2 separate regions of the Homo sapiens genome follow, and region 1 is linked to region 2. Evidence: read pairs that join two places in POLR2A ChIA-PET (ENCODE). Cell type or tissue: HepG2. All regions are shown on one strand.

What was found. Peaks named below come from ENCODE experiments on the same cell type or tissue, not always from the same donor. Only the 100,000 strongest peaks of a DNase experiment are listed, where the experiment ranks them.
Region 1: POLR2A ChIA-PET joins it to region 2 with 50 read pairs; 5 of 35 experiments call an interaction of 5 or more read pairs at or near these places.

The regions. Positions count from the first base shown.
Region 1 is chr2:215,690,579-215,698,578 of GRCh38, reverse strand. All of the region lies in intron 5 of LINC00607 (long intergenic non-protein coding RNA 607), which reads left to right. All of the region lies in intron 7 of LOC102724861 (a long non-coding RNA gene), which reads right to left. Among named protein-coding and RNA genes, the nearest start is that of LINC01614, 23 kb to the left of the region's middle. In HepG2, no CTCF peak of the experiment used is centred here; DNase peaks (open chromatin) are centred at 4,888 and 5,918.
Region 2 is chr2:215,789,584-215,797,583 of GRCh38, reverse strand. All of the region lies in intron 1 of LINC00607 (long intergenic non-protein coding RNA 607), which reads left to right. Among named protein-coding and RNA genes, the nearest start is that of LINC00607, 50 kb to the left of the region's middle. In HepG2, a CTCF peak has its summit at 2,564; DNase peaks (open chromatin) are centred at 2,573, 3,523 and 5,783.

The sequences.
Region 1 (8,000 bases), 99 kb after region 2:
GAGAGGATAATAAATGTGAATTATTGTTTTGAGCCACTACTGGTTAAGGGCAATTTGTTATGTATCAGTAAGTAATGAATATATTAGGCAAATACTATAAATATGTAGCAGGTATAACTATATAATTATCAGACAAAATAATATTACTGCCAATAAATAGCGTTAACATATAATGATAAAAGATTTTGGTTCACATGAAAGAAGTGTCAGATATAAACTTATAGGCACCGAATAACATAACTTCAAGATATATAAAGCAAAAATTTACAGAAATATAAGGAGAAATTTTAAAATCTGTTGTGGTGAGAGATTTTACCACGCCTCCACCCACAATTCATATATCAAAGAACAAAAAGTCAAAAAGATATAGAAGATTTGAAAACACAATTAATATACTTGATTTAATAAGCACTCCACCCAACAATTGGGAGAATACTCACTCCTTTTACGCATGCATAAAATAGTTACACACGTCTGACTGTATAACAGAATCGAGCAAATCTACACATTTCAGAGAATTGTTATCATAAAATCTATATGGGAATACTGAAGAATATGCAGTAATACAATACTTTTGTATGGCAGGGGAGAAGTATATTTCACTGAAAAGAGATAGTTAGGGCAATAGAGCTATAGAGGCAGAGAGACAGACAGAAAGAAAGGGACAAACAGAAAGAGAAAGAGAAATAGAGAGAGAGAGATGGAGGATGCACGAACTAGATCTACAAATTAGGCAACAATCTGCATGGCATCATTTTAGAAGTACACACATCTAATAAATGTTTTGATAAACGGCTATTCCATTCACCTGGCCCATGCCTAAAAACTTTCCCACATATTTCCTCTTTAGCACTAAAAGCATTTGTTAAAATGTCAGTGTTATCTAGGAGGATTAACCCACAGGGATAACAGCCTTTAGACTCATTTCTTTTCTGTGTGTGTGTTTTTTTCTTTTTTAATCTTTCTAACCAGGCCTTTGGCAAGACCTTGAGGGACTATATTGGGGAATAAAGAGAGAATGCCTTTGGGAAGCCGAGGTGGGCGGATCACGAGGTCAAGAGATCGAGACCATCCTGGCCAACATTGTGAAACCCCATCTCTACTAAAAATACGAAAATTAGCTGGGTGTGGTGGTGCACTCCAGTAATCCCAGCTACTCAGGAGGCTGAGGCAGGAGAATCACTTGCACCTGGGAGGCGGAGGTTGCAGTGAGATCATGTCACTGCACTCCAGCCTGGCAACAGAGACTCCATCTAAAAAAAAAAAAAAAAGGGAGAGAGAAAGCTTTAAATGAGGCAAAGAAGAGACAATTGGCAAAAGTCCAAGACATGGGATATTGCCAAACCAGAATGCAGTTCTGCAAAAAGGGCAGTGGACATCATGTGGGTAGGAGGATACAGAGAGACAGAGAGAGACGCAGCACATTTTGGTGTCTGCATGTCCCCACCTTCTTGGCAACCCAATCCTAAGTCTGAAGCTGTGTAAGTAGACTCTATACAAAGCAGAATGGCTAAACAGCAGGCTTCTCCTCTAATCACCAGCAAACCTGGCCTGTCCCAGTGGATGGATTTAACTTCATCCCTTCTTCTGCTCCTGCTAAGATAAAGTCTTCCCTGAACTATTACTTTTTCTGTAGACTTTTCCCTTCTTCACTCTTACCAGGCCCCTGGAGCTATAACTTGTTGCTCATTCTCCATTCATTGGCTTGGGGTTTAGTCCCAATTCAGAGGGTGTGTTCCAGATTGACATTATCTTTTATTGACCCCATTTTTTTCAGGACACCTTAGTGAGTTTAATTTGGGTTACCGATCACCATACTTGGAAGGGAGCCCCAGAGTTCAGTAAATTTCCCCAGGCTTGGTCTATTTGTTCTAACTTTTCCAATTTCCATGTTGGCCGTTGTTGAGACTTTATGAAACTTTGCAGCTTGTCTACCTGTAAAATATATATATATATTTTAAGAAAAGAAGAAAATGACAAATTTACCTCTTTTACTTTTACCATGTAAAGGCCAAATAATCACAAGGCCCCATGTGGCTGACTCTCAAATCAACATAACAATAAAAATAATATTGTCAAGTGAGCAAAAGGAAATAAAAATAATTTTAGTAGAATTCACACCTCTTTAAGGTCACTAAGAATCTGATTCACACTCCACAGTGACCCTTCTTTAAAAGACCTTTTTCCTTTCCTCCGTTCTTTTCCTTTTACATTCTATACTGCTTCTGAGCTTTCTATTTTCCTTTGAGAATAAAATGACTTTCTACTTCACTGATAAAAGTAACTGTGGGGGCTTGCATTTCCGCTTCCACCACCATCACCACAGCCCGATATTCAGGACCTACTAAGCCCCCAGTAGGTCCTTCACCCAGTAGGTGAAATCCCCAGTAGGATTTCACAGAAATCCCGTGTCTTCACAGAAAGAAGGCTGTGCTGCATCTGTGGAAGGCGAGTCTTCCCTCTGACAGATGTTCTCTTCAGAAATTCCTCCATGACCCTGTCAGCAAGTACTAGCATTTTTGTTTTCACATTTGTTGTGAACTAGTAACCCTAGGCAAACATTAATGTAAAACAACAATGTTTCAAGTTGTGGGAAGCAGGCTGCCATGGAGGGCATCTCGGATTTGCAGTGACTTTGAGCAGGGAAAGATCTGGAAGGAGGCAAAGCAATACATCCATCAAACCCATGGATGCCCCTAACAGAAACAGGCCACAAATATTCAACAAGCGCAGAAGAGAAGTACAAATAAGAAGACTGGAATTCATAGTCCAAAACAAGGATTAGTCTATGATAGATCCAAATGGATATATCCATGCTAAATCCATTTACCTCAAATATCCATATGGTATATCCATGCTAAACCCATTTAGCTCAAACACATTTAGCTGAAACCTCGAAAAATACAAAACTTTTTTATATTGGAAAGATATTGTATAATTTAGGCCTGAAAAGTTGCAGTAAGAGAAGTCAACGTGTTTAAAGCCAACTCCTTCTCCTGCCTCTTTATCAGTCTTCTTTATCTTTAAGCACCTTTTTTTTTTTTTTCCCAATGATGCACCCTTCTTCTCAGTCTATAAAAATGCCCAAGTCTCTTTCATCTTAAGACAAATATCCTTTGGCTCTCTTCTTTCTATTAAAATGATGCTTCTTTAAAGAGTAGTTTATACTCTTTCTTTAAAAAATTAATATTACTCTTTTTTTTTTTTTGAGACTGGTCTCAACTCAGTGAGCAAACTCAGCTCACTACAACCTCCACCTCTCGGGTTCAAGCGATTCTCATGCCTCAGCCTCCCAAGTAGCTGTGATTGCAGGTGTGCACCATCACACCTGGCTAATTTTTGTATTTTTACTAGAGACGGAGTTTCACCACGTTGGCCAGGCTGGTCTCAAACTCCTGACCTCATGTGATCCACCTGCCTCGGCCTCCCAAAGTGCTGGGATAACAGGCGTGAGCCACCATAACTGGCCTTAAAAATTAATATACTTTTAATTGAAAAATCACAATTGTATACATACATGGGATACAATGTGATGTTTTGATATATGTAAGCAATGTGAAATGATTAGATCAGGCTAATTAAAATACTCCTCACCTCACCTATCATTTTTTGTGGTGAAACATTTGAAATTTACTTAGTTATTAGTTATTCTGAAATATACATTATTACTGACTCTACAATAAATCTCAAAATTATTCCTCGTATCGATCTGAAACTTCGTATTGTTTGTCTGACAACTCTCCATTCCCTCCCTCTTCCCCTCCCATCCCCAGCCTCTGGTAATCACCATTCTACTCTCTACTTCTGAGGTCAACTTTTTTAGATGCCACGAATAAGTGAGAACATGTGGTATTTGTCTTCCTGTGCCTGACTTATTTTACTCAGCACAATGCCCCCCAGGTTCATCCATGTTGCCACAAATGAAAGGATTTTTTTTTTCAAGGCTGGGTAGTATTCTATTGTGTATATATCCATTCGTCAGTTGATGAACATCGAGGTTGATTCCAAAACTTGGCTATTGTGAATAGTGTTGCAATGGACATGGAAGTGAAGATATCCCTTCAACATACCAATTTCAATTCTTTTGGATATATACTCAGAAGTAGGATTGCTGAATCAATAGATTACTGGATCTATTTTTAGTTTTTTGTGGAACCTATATACTATTTTTCACAATATCCGACACTTTCCTTTTCTCCACATCCTCATCAATGCTTATAGTTCTTCTTTTTGATAAAAGTCATTCTAACAAGTGTGAGGTAATATCTCATTGTGGTTTTAATTTATATTTTTAGTGTTCACTATTCACTCCTCCATTTATTGCAGCTATTTGCAGCTTTGCAAAATTCACCAGGGAAATCCTTATCATTTGGCACCATGGACACAACTCACTATTTATCTTACAGTGCCCCTCACTTTGATTTATTTGACTTGTCAACTACTTTGTCCTTCTTGGTACCCTACTCCCTAGATGTCTAGGATATTGCCTCCTCTCTCAATCTTTCCAGCTTGGTCTCCTCTGTGGATTTTCCTTTCTTTGCCCATATTGATGATATGAAGTTCCCCTCCTAGAGTTGCTGCTTATATTATGCTATTATTCCATGCACTTTCCCTGGCCTTACTTCTCCATACTTGGGCTAACTGCTATCTCCCTATATTTGTCAGAGTGATCTTTTAAAAATATGAGTTTCAACGTATTTCTCTGCTGCTTAATCTCATCATTCATTCCTTGCTAAGTACAGGAAAGGCTGAAAATTCCTTAACAGGACTTATAAGGTCCTCTTTGCTCTTGAAGCAAGCTGTTTTTTTTTTCTTTTTTTTTTTTTTGAATGTTTATTCAGTGAGTGAATGGATGACTCACAAATCTGTGGCTCTGGCCCTGAACTTTTCCTTGAATTTTAAATTTGCAGACCCAGAGGTCTGCAAACAGCTCCCAACAGCTCCCAGACCCAAACAGTTCCAGTTGGATGTTTCACAGACCTCCCTCAAACCCACAATACTCCAAAATGAATTTATCTCAGCCCCACCTGCTCCTTTTTCTGTATTATCCAAGTTACCACCATCAGAGAAACCTGATAATTATTCTTTACATTTGCTCGTTCCCTATATTCACTGTATCATACTGATTCCCCTCCCAAATGCTCCTTCAATTTGTTCCCACCTTTCAGCACCATAATTTATATCCTTGTCTTTTTTCACCTAAATGATTGCAATAGTCCCCAGCTGATTGCCTTAATTCCAATCTTGCCTTCCCCCAACTTCACATCCTCCACGCTATCACCAAAGGAATCTATCTAAAAACCTTTAAATTTCCTCATTTAAAAATCTTTCAGCAGTCTCTTATCCCTAGAATAAAATGCAAGCTTCATTGCACAACATAAAAGTCATCTACAATCTGACTCTTCTTTATAAATCCAAACTCATCTATTTTCTGCCTCAAAGCTCAATAACACACAATGGCTTGTGATTATCTGGACATACCATACTGTTTCATAGGCTGGAACATTTGCTCATGTTATTCTCTGTTCTGGGCCTGACTTCTACCTCTTCTTCATCTATTGAACTGGACACAATCTTGTATTGGGAGCTGCACCTTTACCAGGAAGCCTTCTCTGATCATCTAGGTATGGCTAAGTGTTCATATTTATTCTGTTCCAGAAGGCAGATTGGCTAAGTAGTTGATGTTCAAACTGTTTAGGCGCTTAGCCCAGAATCACAGCTTACCAGCTATACAACTTTGGGCAAGTTACATAATTAATCTCTCTCTGCCTCAGAAAGTACTCAATAAATGTTAGCTACCACAATTATAATATTATCACTAGGAGCCTTACTTTCCAGTGTAAATGCACAGCCTACCTCATGTACCAGGAATCTCTGAGAGGAGTTTAGAAGGACTTTACTCTTCTGGATTGATTACTATCTTCAAAAGCAACAAAGAAATATTTGAATGAAGAAGGAATGTGAACTACTCTTCTCATTCTGGCAACCATCTTCTTAGCTAAGTTTTCTGAGGGCTGGGGGGAGGTGGATGCATGGACTCATTCTTCCCTCCTTTTTACATTATTTTCCTTCAGTGTGTTTATCCATGGGGAAAGCTGGTGATGTCATATGTTTATGTGACCTGAAATGTTACTCACCCTATATAACATCATTATTTGGGCTTTTAATTTAAAATGACCAGAAGAATGAGTTAAAACACAGAACTATTCTATGCCAAGACCAAAGATTTTAAAAATATCCAACAGCGATATAAATTTGATTTGTTTTAGCAATTTAATTCGAGGTAATTCTTTTCTTTTCCTGAAGTGTTTTTCCATCTTCCATGTTTCAAATTCTCCACAAAATAAATCCTTCAGTAGAAATGACAGAAACAAACCTGAGACTTTATGAGCAAGCCATAAGAAAGGCAGAACCATTGGCAATAGGACCCAGAAACTAAAACACCCATTCTGTCTTTGTATCCTGCCCTTGCCAGTATAAAATTAGTGTGCAGAGAGTATTTTCCAGATCCTTTTTCTTTTTTACAGATCCAGTTTAATGACCCAAATTATAAGATTTGGATAACTTTCTTTGGCTGCTCTTTTCAGAATATAGTTGACTTCACCATTAGGCAACATCTCCTGATATTTAAACTAATTGTTTTGTTTTGTCAGCTTCATCTCACTTTTCTGGGTCACATTGTACTGATTTAATTCTAACTAGGTATTTGAGCTCTTAAGTTTGAAAACTCCTCAATCACATTATATGCCCACGTATAAAGTCTCTTGTTTTAAGTCTGATGGTACTATGTTAAATCATGACAATTTGACGTGTTTGGGAATGGGCGGCTTCGGATAGCTGGCCCTTTTAGCATAAATCTTTCTGCATTTGTATGTTTATGTCACACATTTTGTGTAACAGTCATTCTACAGTGTGGTAGGTACATGCTGCCCTAACTCATTTTTTTAAATTGTGATAAAATTCACATAACACAGAATTAACCATATTAAAGTGTACAATTAAGTGGCATTCAATATGTTCATGATGTTGCACAATCATCACCTGTATCTAGTTCCAAAACATATTCATCACCCCCAAAGGAAACCCTCTATCCATTAGCCAGTCATGGCCATTCTCCTCTCCCCTCTGCCCCTGGCACCCTCTAATCTGCTTTCTGTTTGTTTGGGCTTACCTGTTCTGGATATTGCATGCTGCCCTAACATTATCATCTCAAACAGTACAAATGCCTTATTTTTGGTTAGTGCTATGCAGATTTCTAGGATTTTCCTGTGGATCACCTCATTCTTTATGAATATTTGAGATATTGCTATTACTAGATAAATCCGTGTTCTAATTCTCTATTAGAAAGGCAAGTTCAGGGCTGGGTGCAGTGGCTCACGCCACCAGCACATTGGGAGGCCAAGGCGGGCAGATCACAAGGTCAGGAGACAAGACCAGCCTGGCCAACACGGTGAAACCCTGTCTCTACTAAAATACAAAAAATTAGCCAGGCGTGATGGCACGTGCCTGTAATCCCAGTTACTTGGGAGGCTGAGGCAGGGGAATCACTTGAACCCGAGAGGTGGAGGTTGCAGTGAGCCGAGATTGCACCACTGCACTCCAACCTGGGTGACAGAGCAAGACTCCATCTCAAAAAAAAAAAAAAAAGGGCAAGTTCAGATTTTATTACGTTGGTTGTTAAAGATCTGATTTCTTTAAAGATATCATTTATGCATCCACAAAAACAGAGGTCCAGCGATTTTGGTTAACTTATCAGGTCAATCTGTGCCTTTCTCTGCACATCCCTGTGATCAGCAGGTGTCTGAGATTTTTAGTTGTTTGAAGATGCAGGTGTGTCTACTGACCCTACCTATGCAGCTTGACTCAACATTCCATCAAAAGAATGCCAACCCCTGTGTATTGACTAGGTATGTTAATGCTGATTCTTCATTCCACCAAGGCCAAGTGAATCTTGGAGTAAAGATTTTTTTTTTATTTCCATTTATTTGCTTGGAAGAATG
Region 2 (8,000 bases):
GCAGTGGCGCGATCTCCGCTCACCGCAAGCTCCGCCTCCCGGGTTCAAGCGATTCTCCTGCCTCAGCCTCCTGAGTAGCTGGGACTACAGGTGTGTGCTACCACGCCCAGCTAAATTTTTGTATTTTTGGTAGAGACGGGGTTTCACCATGTTAGCCAGGATGGTCTCAATCTCCTGACCTCGTGATCCACCTGCCTCGGCCTCCCAAAGTGCTGGGATTGCAGGTATGAGCCACTGTACCTACCCTAAAGTAATTTCTTTTTGGGAGAGCTTCAGAGCCCTCTTTTTTATGATTTGCTTCTTCCTCTGAATAAAAACCAAGCTTTGGGTGCTTGGCATGGGGTAGTAGCCTCTGGTCTTCTTATTTTGCTTCTTCTGTGTGGAGCCTCAGTCCTGTGAGTGAGCTGGAGGGTGATAATTGGGGCCCTAGTGTTCCTGGCCTGCCACATCTGCTGTAGAGCCACCGCTCTATGTGTGGGGTTGTGGGTGGTAGAAAGGAGCTCCCAACAGCTGGGCCATACTTACCAGGAATTTAGCCTTTCCAACCTGGAATTGGAGAGGATGAGAAACACTGGTGTCCTGCCCTTTCCTGCGAGATTGCATATCCCTTAACAAGCGAGTAGAGGGAAAGGGAGCCTCACCTTTTGACCAGTCCCACTCAGAGTGAAACCTTCCTCAAATTGAGCTGGAGTGGGGAGGAAGCTAGTGTGTCATGGCTCAAGTGCCACAACCTCACTATTCTTACCAAGATTTAGTAGATTTTCTTGAATAGATTTATTTTCTGTATACCCTTAGAACAATTTCTGGGAACTTTAATTTTTTAAAAATGATTTTTATCAGTTACGATCATTTCACTGGAAAATGAGTCCTCAGGGGTCCTCATGTTGCTGGGAATGGAATCTATAGCTACTTCTTTGCAATCTAAAAATGCTCTTAAATGTGAAAAACAACATTTTAGATTTTAGCTGTGTTTTGGAAAGTTGACGTAGATATAAAATCCTGACAATGAATGAAGAGGTTGTGGTTAAGGTCCCAGTAGGGAAGACATGGCCCACTCAAAAGGTCAACTATAGAGGATAGTTTAAAAAATGTGTGAGTAACGTTAAAGCAAACCACCAAAGGATGGTGACAGGGAACAGCACAGCAGGAACTGGCATCACTCCCTGCATGGTCTGAAGGAAGGCAGAGAGTGGTTACCAGAAATTAGTACAACCTGTAGTTCTCTGGCAAGAGAGATTCCACCCGATAGGAGAAGTGGCCTAGTGCCAGGATTACAGTCACTGTATAATAGAGCCTGGGAGAGAGGGAGAGGGAGTGGGAGGAGGCTAGAGTGGGAAGAAATTTGCTTTCAGAGGTGTTCACTCCTCTCACTCTGTGATCTCCTGCCAATGACTCTCATTGGCTAAACTTAATAAAAGCCAGAGGACAAGTGAGCTGGAGTGATATGGTCCACAGAGCGCAGCCTCCCAGGGAACAGAAAGGGGCAAAGTGGAGAGTAGATCTACAGTACAAATACAAAACACCCAGCCCAATGGGCTTCCCTGCATGGCATTGACAGCGCTATAAACTTCAATGCTCTGCTCAATAGATACTTGCAGAGAACAGTGGGAAGAAGAGACTGATGGAATGGCATTGATCTGCTTATTGTCTCACATCTCCCAACATGCATCTTCATCAGAGTCCATAGTTCTCAGGTTCTTTAGGAATCGCATCTTCAGTGCATTAAGAAACTCAAAAGCAACTTTCAATGCTGTTTTAAGCCAAGGAAGTGGATGCAAAGATGTTAGCAAGGTTGATAGTGCTCTAGGAAACTGGTAGGGAAGAAGCTTTCTCTTTAAGTTATACGATGAATAGAGGGAATCTGCCTTTGTTTTGTGGATCATATCAGCTGTCAAATATGTGGTCTAACAATTGCATGCATTTAGAAGGCAGAGAAAAAATAAAATTTGCAAATGATCTCATTACACTTAGTGACAGAGGAATAATATTCTGCAATAAATCACCCAATACCTCACCATTGGTGATACTCAAATGCTTGAATAACAGCTCATAAAATAAGCTGGAATAACTAACTCATGCTGATGTATAAGCTGGTGAATAGGTAGGTCACTGCCTTCAGGTTCTCTCTTCCGTAAGTTTGGAGAGCAACCCCTTGGCTGGAGGAAATGATCAGGAATGACAGCATCATCAGGTTGGTGTGATTTTGTGCAGGCATTTGCTAGAGTTCTGCCAGAAATTTCCCTGATGCTCAGTGCTCCCACTTCCCCTCCTTACTATTTGTAGCTTATTTTTTCCTTAACTATTTTTGCTGTTTACTCTCCCTCGGGCTTCTACTCTGTGCCTCTAAAGACTCAACAAGGATGCTGTTAGCTGCTTTCTCCTCCCAATGACCCATAAAATCTTATCCTGGTGTCTGGTGATACTTCCCTGGCAATTATTCATTCACCAACACCACCTTCCACCTTGTGCAGGAAGGCCCCTTCTTGGCAAACGAAACTCCCACTTAGCACTTTACGGCTCAAAGTAGAGCTGCTGCCCCTCACCCTGTGCCTCCAGCCCCATCCAGTGGAATGTTTTCATGCTCACAGCAGTTTTAAGTAAGGCACAGCTTTTCTTGTCCCAGAAGGGTAGAAACGGGGATGGGTTAGAGGGATGTATTAAGCACAATTGCAATAAGGGCTTTGGAGCCTTCAGGTCCCAGGCAGGAGATCATATTTTAATACCCATGGCTAAAACTGAGCTATAAAACTTGGAGAAGATTGTAAATGCTTTGTTTTACAACACACATAACAAATAACAGCCTGACCCTTGTTAAAAAAAAAAATTCTGACAGTTGTTAAAACAGTAAGGAAGATTTTATTCAGGACTATTGCAATAGGTATCAAGACTATTGCAGTAGGGGAGAGACATTGGGTTCAACTCTGAATATAGCAAAGCCGTGGGGCATTTATATCCAATGAACAGAGTGAGGGGGTCCGTGAATGGAAAATTACTAAGAGGAGACAACGAAGATAGGGAAATTCTTCTAAAGAGACTAACAGAATTCTTGCTGAAGGCAGGCCAGGGTGATTAGATATCAAGGATAGGGGATTTTTGCTAGACTGACTTAGCAGAATTCTTGCTAAAACTGGACTAGGCAGGCCAAAGACAAGGCCCAAAGATGAGGCCTATTTGAGAAGAGGGCACAAAGAACCTGGTCTAAAGTTTGTTTACAGAGACAGTCTTTGTTGTTATCCTCTATGGTGTTAACTTGCTAAGCTTAACTTAGGTTTTCCAGCCCTGTCCCTATGTCAATGACTAAGCTTACCCCAAACACAAGTACACACAGTCTTCATTAATAGAAAGTAACCACTAAAAGAGAACAAAACAAATAAACCCACCTCCTACTGATTAAGCAAGCTAACTTGTAGAAACTTCTAGTTTTAACCAGCTCCCTCTCCCTCCTTTTCCTCCTTGCTTTGCTGAAAGTAAGTGCATTATTGCATTGTAAGCTGTGGGATTCTGCTGTGTATACTGTGTGATGTCAAAATATTTGTTCTAGGGTTCAAAGTGATACAAGTAAAATCTTTGGAGATGTGTGCTAGGTGACACAGAAAGCAAACCAGAGATTTCCTTGCAAATACAAACTCAGTGGCCTAGTGTGACTAAGACTTCCCATGCCTGGTTTGGAGTTAAGCCAAACCATGCTTAACACAAAAAGGAGGAACTCCTAAACTCATGTACTGCTCAGTCATTCCCCAAGTAACAGTCTTCACTAATCAGAGGGGTCTTGGTTTCAGCAGGAAGAGATAAGCATGTACGTGTATGGGTGTAAGCTGCTTTTCCCTGAGTTGCCGTTCTGAAGCCATAATGCACATAAAGAAAATAATTTAAATGGCAAAAAGTTTTAAATGGCAAAACTTGTATAGACAAAATAATCTACATTTGAGTATTTGACTTTTTAGCTAAGTAGATGCATTTATAGAAAATGAAAGAAAGGAAAAAGGAAATTATTGGGGCCTAGGGCATGATACCCCAAAATATAGCACCTTGACAATTGAGAAAGCCACAGAAGCAAGAAGGTCACTCTGAGCTTCTCCCATTTTTCTCCCCTAAAACATGGCCATAAATAAATTCTCGGCCAGGCGCGGTGTTTCATGCCTGTAATCCCAGCACTTTGGGAGGCTGAGGCAGGTGGATCATGAGGTCACGAGTTTGAGACCAGACTGGCCAATATGGTGAAACCCTGTCTCTACTAAAAACACACAGATTAGCTGGGCGTGGTGGCACGAGCCTGTAGTCCCAGCTACTTGGGAGGCTGAGGCAGGAGAATTGCTTGAACCCAGGAGGTGGAGGTTTCAGTGAGTCGAGATAGCACCACTGCACTCCACCCTGGGCGACAGAGCAAGACTCCATCTCAAAAAAAAAAAAAAAAAAAAAAAAAAGAAAAGAAAAGAAAACAAAAGAAAAGGAGTTCTCTGAACTCTCTTGCTAAGTTCCCCTCAGTTTATTACCACTGGGTCATACTCCCTTTTTGTCCAGTTGTAGTTCTACATGACTGCCCGTTCTTCATAGAACCTAAGCCAAAAAAAAAAAAAAAAAAAAAAAGACAAGAAAAAGAAAAAAAAAATCACAATTTTCCCCTGGTTTGAGGGTATTCATTTCTGAAGGCTCCCATGTCATGTAAAACTCTAGTTAAACAATTTTGTTATGATTTTCTCTTGTTAATCTGTCTTTTGTTATGGGGTGTCAGCCACGAACCTTGTCATCAGTGAGAAAAAGATAATACCTTTTCTCCCCTTCAGAATACGTTTCAACAAACCCAGCTTAATATTTTAGCAAAAATAATATGAATTTTATTTGGAGTATGTTGGGATGATGAAAATATTTATCCTAAATTATTTTAAAAAACTAACTTCTAAGAGAGTCTACTGAGGGATTCTGGAGAAATATTCTAGACCTTCATAGATTCAGAAATTATCTGACTTGGAAGGAGCTACATATATAATCTAATCTACCTCCCTCATTTTCAAATGAACAATTAGAAAGTCAAGGGAAATATTCTAAATGAGTTTTCAATAAGAAGTACCAGTCATACAGGCATTTTTTAATGCTCTGAAAATTCTGATGCCAATATTAATATTCAATATAACATTGTATACTGCAGTGATTTTTACTAGCAAAACTGAAAAGAGCTTAGTCTAGGAAAAATGCTTATTTTGGCACAAAAAGACCAGAAAAGTAGTACAGCAAAGGATGGATTCTAGGAGACTTAAGATTAAGGTCCCCACAAGGAATTTCATCAAGAACCACCTTACTCTAAATCTTTGAATTAATGATAAAAATAGCTCTTCTAAGCATCAGAAAAGGAGTACTAAACCACCCCCTTTTGCCTTAGATTGATCTCAGGGCACGTTTCTCTTTGGCGATAAATCAAATATGGAATATGGTAAAAATTACAGGGGTTGGTGATGCCTGTGGAAATGTTACATTTTGGTCATAATTTTTTATTCTAAATAATGGTTTATGATATTCCATTGAGACTTCTGTGCCCTATGAGTGAGGATAAGCCCCACACTGGAGTTTGTATACAACAATGAGATTTAGGATAGCTCTTTGTAAACAGGCTGGGAAAGAGGCTTATCTATGAATTGCTTTAGATTGAAAGAAAAAAGAAAAGTGCTGGGGTCTCACCCCTAATTCTTCAGCTTTGTTCTTCAGTGGATGTGAACTTAACCCAAGGCAGTGAAGCAGCAGATGTGATAGAGCACCTAAGAAAACAGGAAGCCCTGAGAGGCTGGGAGCTGATGAGCACATATTTGTCTTTCAGGAGAGTTTGGGGTAAATAAAAAGCCCTGGGCTTCAGGGGCATCTCCACCTCCTCTTCTGGTTGCCTTAGAGTGGCTGGGGAGAACATGAGCCAGTACAGTGCTGAGAGATTTTGCCGCTATGTCTTGGACTTTTGTGCTCAGAAAAGACTCTGGAGTCAGCTAGGATTCAGGTCAGGACTCAGCCCCTCCGGAGTTACCTCACTCTTCTCGGAGAACCTCTTGCTGGATCTGCAAGGCAGTTCATCTGACAGTGAGCCCAGAAAGCAAAATTCCATTCACGATGGGTTCAGTGACACACACCCGTGAGATGAAAAGAAGTGATGGGCTGAATAGGAAAGTCTGCATAGGTCCACTTCTTTCTGGCTGTGAGAATGGGGGTAAATTGCTCGACCTCATTCAACATCAGCTCTTCATTTGTCACAAAAATACTATTTTGCCTTACAGGATTGTTATGAAGACCAACTGAGCTTGTGCATGTAAATTGCTCAGCACAGTAGTGCCAAGGGTGTTGACAGGCCAGTGTCGTTCCCCTAGGCACAGCCTCTGTGTTCTCAACTTTAGAATGGCCAGATCACCTGCCCTCATCTATAGGGATGACTTGTAGCCACTTACTTATTCACCACACTGTGGAGCATGTCTTCTCCCATTCAAAGCCCTCTGCTAGTGTGTCAAATTTTGAATTGCTTAGAAGAAAATCAGTAGAAAACAAGTCCCTTTTGGCTTCCGTTGCTGTGCGAGCTGGTATTAAGTAGAAATCTCTCTTTGAAAAGTTAAATGACTCCTTCTCTGACACTAAAGACACATGATCGTGCTAATGTTTCAAATCTGTGCCAAGATGGCTATTTGGAAGACAACTAAATGTTTCACTGTGGTTTTGTATCTCATAATCAGAAAAACAACAAACCAAAAAACAAAACAACAAAACCAGGCTCAGCCATCTTCAGGAGGCAGCTCTGCTCCCAGCTCCCATGCTCTGCAAGAGAATTTTGTAAATCCATCTGCTGCAGGAAGTTAGGCAAAGCCATAGCTGTAGAAATTCAAAACAGCAGGTTTTAACTAAAGAATATTCTTCCTGGAAATGTACATATTTAAGCTGCTTCAGCAGAGCTGTCTCTAGCCCTAGGGCCCAGGAAAGCTCTGCGGAGAAGGGGGGAATGCACATTGCTTTCTCCTCATGGTGAGAGGGGGATCCTCACAGATATGAGGCTCAACTTGGACTTCCAAACACCAGGCAAAGGGCAGAGTCATTCTATAGCAGGGGAGAGCAAGCGTGTTTGAGTCACCCAACTCTTCTCTTGCTTTTTCAGGAGAGGTTGCCTATGTAGTGAAAAGAGCATATCCTTTGGAGCTGGACAGACATGAGCTCAAATCCTGGCCCTGCTGGTTTCTTTCTTTCTTTTTTATTTTGAGATAGAGTCTCCCTCTGTCACCCAGGCTGGAGTGCAGTAGTGCGATCTCGGCTCACTGCAACTTCCACCTCCCAGGTTCAAGCAATTCTCTTGCTTCAGCCTCCTGAGTAGCTGGGATTACAGGTGCATGCCACCATGCCCAGGTACTCTTTGTATTTTTTTTAGTAGAGACCGGGTTTCACCATGTTGACCAGGTTGGTCTCGGTCTCCTGACTTCAAGTGATTCACTTGCCTCGGCCTCCCAAAGTGCTGGGATTATAGGAGTGAGCCATGGCCCTGCTGCTTTCTAAGTGATCTGGGGGAGTTTCTTTCATCTGTAAAGGATGGTGACACCTACCTTATGAGATTTCTGTGAGGATTAGATGAGACAACGTATGCACGGCATCGTCTGCAAAATAGATAAGTTCTCACTACGTAAGTTCTGGGAAGTAGGTTGGGAAGCACACAAAAGTCCATGTGTTGCGTGGTGTAAAGAAGCCAAACAGTATTTGTGTAGTTCACATATCATTTATCTTAGTGTGGGGCAGAGCTCCTGGGCTTGATGCAGTCAGGACTCCTCGGTTACCTTTAGATCAAATGCACCTTCCTGTTTTGCGTAGACTTTGAAACTGTATTTTTGGTATAGAGTTCAGTCTGGGGACTACAGAGAGTTAAGGGCAACCATGAGGACTCTCTTAACCACTGAGGTCTTATGTTTTCACAATTTCTTGAGTTTTGAGAACTTTCCTGAGTCTTAGATTAAGCCTCTAATGCTCTTTTGCTGCAAAGCAAAATATGGCCT